Linked DNA regions of Homo sapiens: region 2 is linked to region 1. Evidence: read pairs that join two places in POLR2A ChIA-PET (ENCODE). Cell type or tissue: PC-9. All regions are shown on one strand. Links, peaks and the distances in the headings refer to the core of each region. The heading gives the core; the rest is flanking DNA. Region 1 overlaps LOC102724322 (a long non-coding RNA gene). Region 2 overlaps FBXO10 (F-box protein 10).

Region 1 (4,394 bases), core at 311-4,310:
CTATTAGTTATTTTTCCTGACCCTCTCCCTCCTCCCACCCTTCACATCCTGACAGGCCCCAGTGTGTGTTGTTCCCCTCTATGTGTCCTCATCATTTAGCTCCCACTTATAAGTGAGAACATGAGGTATTTGATTTTCTGTTCCTGCATTAGTGTGCTAAAGATAATGGCCTTCAGTTCCATCCATGTTCCTGCAAAGGATATAATCTCATTCTTTTTGATGGCTGCATAGTATTCCATGGTGTATAGGTACCACATTTTCTCTATCCATCTACCACTGATGGGCATTTGGGTTGATTCCGTGTCTTTCCGATTGTGAATAGTGCTGCAATGAACGTATGTGTGCATGTGTCTTTATAATAGAACAATTTGTATTCCTTTGAGTATATACCCAGTAATAGGATTGCTGGGTCGAATTGTATTTCTGTTTTTAGGTCTTTGAAGACTCACCACACTGTCTTCCACAATGGTTGAACTAATTTACACTCCCACCAACAGTGTAAAAGCATTCACTTTTCTCTTCAACCTTGCCAGCTTCTGTTCTTTTTTGGCTTTTTAACAGCCATTCTGACTGGTGTGAGATGGTGTCTTATCATGTTTTTTATTTCAGTTTCTTTAATGATCAGTGATGTTGATTTTTTTTCATATGATTCTTGGCCACATGTATGTCTTCTTTTGAAAAGTGTCTGTTCATATCCTTTGCCCACTTTTTAATGGGGTTGTCTTTTTCTTATAAATTTAAGTTCCTTATAGATGCTGGATATTAGACCTTTGTCAGATGCCTAGTTTGTAAAATTTTTCTCACATTCTGTAGGTTGCATGTTTACTCTGTTGATAGTTTCTTTTCCTGGGCAGAAGCTCTTTAGATTCCATTTGTCAATTTTTGCTTTTGTTGCAATTGCTTTTGGCTTCTTCGTCATGAAATATTTGCCAGTTTCTATGTCTGGAATGGTATTGCCTAGGTTGTGTTCCAGGGTTTTTATAGTTTTGGGTTTTATGTTTAAGTTTTTAATCCATCTTGAGTTAATTTTTGTATATGATATAAGGAAGGGGTCTGGTTTCAATCTTGTGCATATGGCTAGCCAGTTATCCCAGCACCACTTTGAACAGGGAGTCCTTTCCCCATTGCTTGTTTTTGTCAGGTTTGTCAAAGATCAGATGGTTGTAGGTGCGTGGCCTTATTTCTAGGCTATCCTGTGCCATTGGTCTATGTGTCAGTTTTTGTACCAGTACCATGCTGTTTTGGTTACTGCTGCTCTATAGTATAGTTTGAAGTCAGGTGGCATGATGAGAGGCATTGTTTATAATATTAATACTAGCACAGGAGCTCACACATGGGTGTGATGTGTATTGCATGCACACTCACACAACAACCTAATGTCCATCAGTGAAAGCCAGTTAAATAAGTGATGATATAGTTATGTGACTGGACATTAAGATGGGATTATTTCTGTCTCCAATTCAGCTGAGACCTCAAAGTCTGAGAATACATAAAAGATGCATAGTTCCCCTGCATCCCAAGGGAGGGGCTGGATCACACATGCAGAACACACTAAGATATTATGAAACCAGGTCTGCTGGCATTAGCGTTCACCCCATCCTACCCATCAAAGGACAGAAGGGTTGATGAGTCAGTGGAGTGCTGAGGCCTCCCCAGCCCTCCCCACCACACCCCTGGGGAGGTGGGAGGACCTGCCTGGGAGGTGGAGTGGCAGGAGGGAGCAGGCTGGGGGGCACTGCCCAGAAGCTGCCCTCCCACTGCCCAGTGCTTAGTGCCAGTGCTCCCGGACCACACCGAGGGACGAGCTGCTTATTCTCGTGGCCCCATATCAAGATGCAGATAAACTGGGAAAGAAGAGAATTTCTATTTCTGTAACCAGGTGCAGGGAGAAGGCCTGGAAATTATCGCCAGACCAACTCAAAATTTCAAAGTATTCCAGAGCTTATATACCTTCTAAGCTCTATGTGTACGTGTAAGTGTGCATTTATCTAAAGACATAAGTGATTAACTTCTAATCTATAACTAAGGTCTGAGTCCTGAAGACCTTCCTCTGGAGCCTCAGTAAATTGACTTAATCTAAATGGGTCCAGGTGCTGCAGTGATTACCCTTATCTTGTCTCCTACTAAATCACAGAGGTTTGGGGAGTTCCTTCCAACCTCCAATAAACTTGTTCGTGGAGGCCTGGGGAGTTTCTTCAGACCCCCCAATAAAACTTGTTTGTTTAATCCTAAACAGGTTTTGTTAAGAATGCCTTCGTTATTTTGTCATGCTTTAAGGCCCAGGAAAGGCCTAGGCGAAACTCTGGGTGGGGTTTTGTTACATTCCAGCTTTTGTGTAAGGACACTGGCTCTACCAGCTTTTAATATTTAACTTCACCAGTCAGTACTGAAATAGTTGTTACGGAGGCCCGCGTTCCTGAGGCCTGGCCTGCCATACCAGGAGGTTGAAAGGAGTGGAAGAGGAACTCTGATATTTGGATTCAAATACTTCTATATTGTCCAACATAAACATGTTCATATGTTACCAAAAAAAAAGGAAAATAAAGGAGTAAAAAAGCATGTACAATGAGCACCTAATAATTAATAGTTTGTTCTAGGGAGCAGCCCTGGGAAAGCATTTCCAGCAATTTCAGATTTTTGTTATGTTTGAATTTTTTTACAATATGCATGTTTTATTTGTAGAAGCAGAAAATAATATCCAAATATAGCATTTTAGAAATAATTATAAAAAGCTACCAGAAGGCCCAGCTCTTCACCCCTCTCCTCCTCCTCCCTCCATTAAACACAGAACTCAGCCCAGCAGGGTAGGGCTGCAGCCCATGGCAGCACTGGGAGAACGCTTCCTTTCTCTGGCTGCCCACACCCAGGATGGGACTTCCAAGCAGGACAGGGAACAGGTCCCTGTTCAGGTCCAGGGATCAGCTGGGACGCCAGCGCCTTGAACCTGACTTCCCCAGGCCAGGACTCAGCCCCCTCCTTGGAACCCCATTGCTCCCCGGACTCTCCCCATCTCAGCCTCTCCCACACTCCACCCGTCTGCCGGCCTGCACCCCAGCTCTGTCCCCTCCTCTCCATCCCCAGTCCACTCACCTTCAGCTGGTAGTGAGCTTTCCCATGAGGAAACTGAGGCACGCTGGGAAAAGGGAGCTACTCCAGGTCAAGCAGCAGCTTAGCAACAGGGCTGGGACCCAGGCTTCCCAGTAGCCGCTATGGTGTGCTTTAAGTAACACCACACACCTGCACAGCTGAGGTGCGCCGCACCTCCCCCTCACTATACTCCTTCATTCCAGATTGAAATGTGCACCATGCTCAGGCAAAAACAAACAAACAAACAAACAAACCAGGCTTTTCTCACAAAATCAAATCAGAAGGTAAGATGTGTGTGGCAGAAACAAGTTTCTTAACTTCCCGAAACCTTATTTTCCTCATGTGGAAAGTGAGTTGAAGAGCTCCTGCCTCATGGCATCGCGGGGGATCTAATGAAACGATGTGGTGCAGCTGGTGCCTCATAACTGGCAGCTGTGGTTTGTTTCTCCCAAAACCCGCCACTCTGGCCCCCAGCCATTCAGGAGCTGTTTTAGGTGGCATTCATTTGGGTGGTGGGGAGCAATGGAACTTTTTCTTTTTTCTGAGACGGGGTCTTGCTGTCGCCCAGGCTGGAGTGCAGTGACGCAATCTCATCTCACTGTAACCTCCTGCTCCCTGTAACCTCTGCCTCCCAGGCTCAAACGATCCTCCCACCTCAGCCTCTCAAGTAGCTGGGACTAGGTGCACACCACCACGCCCAGCTAATATTTGTATTTTTTGGAGGGACGGGGTTTCGCCATCTTGCCCAGTCTGGACTCGAACTTTTGGGCTCAAGCAATCCTCCTGTCTCAGCCTCCCACAGTGCTGGGATTACAGGTGTGAACCACCACGCCCCGTCCCAACGGAACTTTTTCTTCCTCATCCAACAACGTATATATTTGCTCTTCAGTGAGTAAACAGTTGTCCTTTTTTTTTTTTTTTTTAGCAGCACTGGATTCTAGGAAAAATGAAAAATGAAGTGCATGCTTCACTTACTATGCCCCTGTGTAATAAACATCAGCTTTACCGAAGAAGAAACCTGAGGCTGTGTCCACACTGCAGTTATCTTCCTACACTCTCCATTTCTCCTTATTCTACAGATTGGCTGGGGGAAACTGAAGGATATATTCCTGGTGCAGTAAACCTGATGGTCAAACCTTCCCGGAGCTCCAGGGCAGCCAGCTGCTAGGAAGCCTCTCCCCTCTGGCCCACACCCTTCCTGTTGGCTCCTGGCCACACCAACCCATCACCTGGGAGGATGCTGGAGAAACGGGGTTGCCCCAAGAGTCCACGTGTCCTTGACGCATGGCCAGACTCAACAATGGGCT
Region 2 (4,394 bases), core at 121-4,120, 1.2 Mb before region 1:
GACCTTAGACCACATGAACTCTGACCTTAGACCACATGAACTCCGACCTTAGACCACGTGAACTCCGACCTTAGACCACATGAACTCCGTTTATCCTTTTTCCACCTTAGGGTAGAGGAGATGTAAATACAATGTATCAACTTTGATTGGAGTCTTACTAGCCTACAGAGAGAAAAAGGAAGAGAGTAAATAATTTACCTGAGAAAACAAAGTAAATTGGTTTCTTGAAAACAAAGTAAATTGGGTGGGTGGGGATGTGTGCCAGTGGCTCACACCTGTAATCCCAGCACTTTAGGAGGCTGAGGTGGGCGGTTTGCCTGAGGTCAGGAGTTCGAGACCAGCCTGGCCAGCACGGTGAAACCCCATCTCTACTAAAAATACAAAAATTAGTCAGGCGTGGTGGCAGGCGGCTGTAATCCCAGCTACCCGAGAAGCTGAGGCAGGAGAATCACTTGAATCCAGGAGGTGGCAGTTGCAGTGAGCCAAGATCGCGCCATTGTACTCCAGTTTGGGCAACAGAGCAAGACTCCATCTCAAAAATAATAATAATAATAATTTACTTGAGAAAACTGTCAGGATTTGTTTGCTTGTAGGTGATCAGCTTAAAGTATCTGAACTTGAAAAAGAACATCAGTTGGCTTTAAAAAGAAAATGTTACTGTGTCCCTGGCCCTTTGATCTCTTGCAGTCTCTCACCTTAATTGTCTGAGTTTGGCTTCATTCCTCATATGGACTCTTTTGAGTTGCCCCATTCCTTGCAAGAGGATGGGGGATTCTTACTGTCTTCTTTGGGTCAAGTATCCATCCTGTGAGGTAGAGGACTGCAACACTCTCAGTGGCAGCCCCAGCAGGACTAAATAGAGTAGAAGCGGGGTTCCCCTGAGGACGCAGAAGAGGGAAGGTGCTGGGCAGACATAGCTAAGGTCAGGTGCAGTGGCTCATGCCTGGAATCCCAGCACTTTGGGAGGCCGAGGCGGACAGATCACCTGAGGTCAGGAGTTCAAGACCAGCCTGGCCAACATGGTGAAACCCCATCTCTACTAAAAATGCAAAAATTAGCCAGGCATGGTGCCTCCTAGTTCCTTTCTTGGAGTACTGGGGTTCCTAACTTGTGAAGTGATGATATAGGAACTTCTAGCCCCACCATCACATATATATAAACTCACAGATCATGAAATAAGAATGAATTTGATCCTGCAATTGTTATGCACTAAAATATTACCACACAATAAATGTTTACTCATAGGAATTGAGGATAAGCATACTACGTTTTGGTTGTTATAAGTGCTCATTAAGACGATATGTAAGGCTGGGCATGGTGGCTCACGCCTATAATCCCAGCACTTTGGGAGGCTGAGGCAGGAGGATCGCTTGAGCCCAGGACTTTGAGACTAGCCTGGGCAACATAGTGAGACCTCATCTCTAAAAAAAAAAAAAAAAATTTAGCTGGGTGTGGTAGCGTGTGCCCATAGTCCCAGCTACTCAGGAGGCTGAGGCTGGAAGATCACTTGAGCCCAGGAGATTGAGGCTGTAGTGAGCCAAGATCACATCACTGCACTCCAATCTGGGTGACAAAGCAAGACCTTGTCTCAAAAAAAAAAAAGAAAAAAAGAAAAAAAAAAGACATGTAAAAAGCACCTGGCATTTAGTAAGCCCTCAAAACACCCTTGCCTGCCCCTTCAAGGACATGCAATAAATTTATGTGAGAATCAGTACTAAAACCTGGATCTGGGGACCCCCCTGCAACTCCCCTTCTGTCTCCTAAGTAAACCAAAATGAACAGGCAGTGCATTGAAAGGAGAGAGGGTCCTTATGGCTCCAAGCCCACTCAGAAAGCACCATCAGAACACAGCTTTCTGGTTTATGTCATCAAATTTCAAAGCTGAAAATAAGAAACAGATGGTTATTTCTCACGCTGAAGAGAGCTACGGTTTGAAGAAATGATGAAAAGCCCAGCTGAAGTTTTTCTCATCTTCAAATTTAAGTTTTGTCTCATTTCCGATGGTGTGTGTAGGTGTGTGTACAGGGCTCTTTGGGGTTATAATATTTTACTATTACTTTAGAACAGTTTACTCCACAAAGCTAGGGACATTTACTTTGATTTGAAGAAAGATTTTAAATCATTAATCCATTACAGTTGCTCAGTTAATACAGTTTGTAGTTATTTACGCTGTGCCTGTGAGGCTTGTGTGCCTCATAATGTTGGAAGAGAAATTTTTTCTTTTCCTGTCAATACTAAATAGGGTTCTGAGCAGCCCTTGATTTTTTTTTCCACTTTTTTTTTTTTTTTTTCCGAGACAGAGTCTCACTTTGTTGTCCAAGCTGCAGTGCAGTGGTGTGATCTCAGCTCACTGCAACCTCCACCTCCCAGGTTCAAGCGATTCTCTGCCTCAGCCTCCCAAGTAGCTGGGATTACAGGTGCCCACCACTATGCCTGGCTAATCTTACTTTTTTATTAGAAACTAAATTCCAACACTTTGATACTAGTATGGCCCTCTGTAGGTAGAAAGTGTGTTTCCCTTGTTATACAAATGTGAAACAAGAGTTAAGTCACCTGCCGTCATGATTAGTCTGCAAGGGAGAGGCAGAGCCCAAACTAGAGTGTGAATGAAGCCTGTTGGGTCCCTTTTGTCAGAGTCATTTCAGCACGCATAGGGCCTTTTGTGCTGGGACTCATGGCAGCTCCCCATGGTCCCCCAAATTAACTAGAAACTGTTTACCTTTGGCTAAGGGTGTTCCATGTGAACTAATACAGGTGGCCTTTCTCACTGATCCCTTCAGACTCCTGGAGCTGCAGCCAGACTGAACCTCCCAACATGTCCTAAGCCCAGCTGAAGGTTTTCTACCTCAGGAGCTTTTGCTGATGCTGTTTCCTCTGCTATAGCCCCCTTTCTTCCTCCTCTGAATGTCCCAGTCCTATGCAAATTTCAGAGTCCAGTTCAGATACCAGCTCCTCCATGAAGCTTGGCTTAGTGGTTAAAAACAAGAGTCTCTGGGGACGGGCTGGGCTTCAGTGGTTCTGCACCTCTCTAACGAGTGATTGGGGCAAGCCATTTGTCACATAAGTTTAGTTTCTTGAACTGAAAAATGAAGACAGTATTAATTTCAGTCATTGCTTCTCAAATTTAGGGTGCACATCAGTTCCCTGGTGATGTTGTTAAAATGCCAAATCTGATCCAGGAGGTACACGGTGGTGCCCAATGTCTGCCACTTCTAACAAGCTCCTAGGTCCTGGGAGCACATTTTGAGTTGTAAGGCTTGAAGAGATCTTCAGGGAATAGGATGAAATAATGCATGAAAAGCACTTAATATTGTGCCCCTCAAATAGCAGTACTGAGTAAAAGCTACCTGCTGCTGTTTTTGTTGTCTTCCATTATTATTGGTTTGTTTCCCTAGCTGGAGGTCACATTTTTGTTCTTTAAACAAGGGCTTTCCCTTTTTTATGGCACTGTGTTAGTCTGTGCTCACGCTGCCATGAAGAAATATCTGAGACTAATTTATAAAGAAAAGAGGTTTAATTGACTCACAGTTCCACATGGCTGGGGAGGCCTCAGGAAACTTACAATCATGGTGAAAGGCACCTCTTCACAGGGTGGCAGGAGAGAGATGAGTGCAAGCAGGGGAAATTCCAGAGACTTATAAAAGCATCAGATCTCATGGGACTCACTATCACGAGAACAGCATGGGGGAAACCGTGCCCCATGATCCAATTACCTCTACATGGTCCCTCCCCTGACAAATGGGGATTGTGGGAATTATAATTCAAGATGATATTTTGGGCGGGGACACAGCCAAACCATATCATTCTGCCCCTGGGCCCTCCCAAATTTCATGTCTTCATATTTCAAAACACTGTCATTCCTTTCCAACAGTACCCCAAAGTCTTAACTCATTCCAGCATTAACCCAAAAGTCCAGGTCCAAAGTCTCATCTGAGACAAGGCAAGTCCCTTCTGCCTATGAGCCTGTAAAATCAAAGGCAAGCTAGTTACTTCCTAAATACAGTGGGGGTACAGACATTGGGTAAATATACCCACTCCAAATGGGAGAGATTGGCCAAAGGGGCTACAGGCCCTATGCAAGTCCAAAATCCAATAGGTTAGTTATTAAACCTTAAAGTTCCAAAATGATCTCCTTTGACTGCATGTCTCATATCCAGGTTATGCTGATGCAAAAGGTGGGCTCCCAGCCTTGGGCAGCTCCACCCCTGTGGCTTTGCAGGATACAACCCACCTCCTGGCTGCTTTCACAGGCTGGTGTTGAGTGTCTGCAGCTTTTCCAGGCACATGATGCAAGCTCTCAGTGGATCTGCCATTGTGGGGTCTGGAGGATGGTGACCTTCTTCTCACAGCTCCACTGGGCAGTGCCCCCGTGGAGACTCTGTGTGGGGGCCCCG

What was found. Peaks named below come from ENCODE experiments on the same cell type or tissue, not always from the same donor. Only the 100,000 strongest peaks of a DNase experiment are listed, where the experiment ranks them.
Region 2: POLR2A ChIA-PET joins it to region 1 with 19 read pairs; 2 of 35 experiments call an interaction of 5 or more read pairs at or near these places.

The regions. Positions count from the first base shown.
Region 1 is chr9:36,317,923-36,322,316 of GRCh38, reverse strand. It overlaps LOC102724322 (a long non-coding RNA gene), which reads right to left. Exons shown (of 5, transcript XR_001746660.2): 5 at 3,852-4,394. Among named protein-coding and RNA genes, the nearest start is that of GNE, 62 kb to the right of the region's middle. In PC-9, for the core only: no CTCF peak of the experiment used is centred there; DNase peaks (open chromatin) are centred at 1,616 and 2,306; H3K4me3 peaks cover 452 bases; H3K27ac peaks cover 3,797 bases.
Region 2 is chr9:37,564,357-37,568,750 of GRCh38, reverse strand. The region is part of intron 1 of FBXO10 (F-box protein 10); the gene reads left to right. Among named protein-coding and RNA genes, the nearest start is that of FBXO10, 9.8 kb to the left of the region's middle. RefSeq lists silencers at 53-253, 1,809-1,858 and enhancers at 671-800, 2,593-2,782, 3,213-3,362. In PC-9, for the core only: no CTCF peak of the experiment used is centred there; no DNase peak of the experiment used is centred there.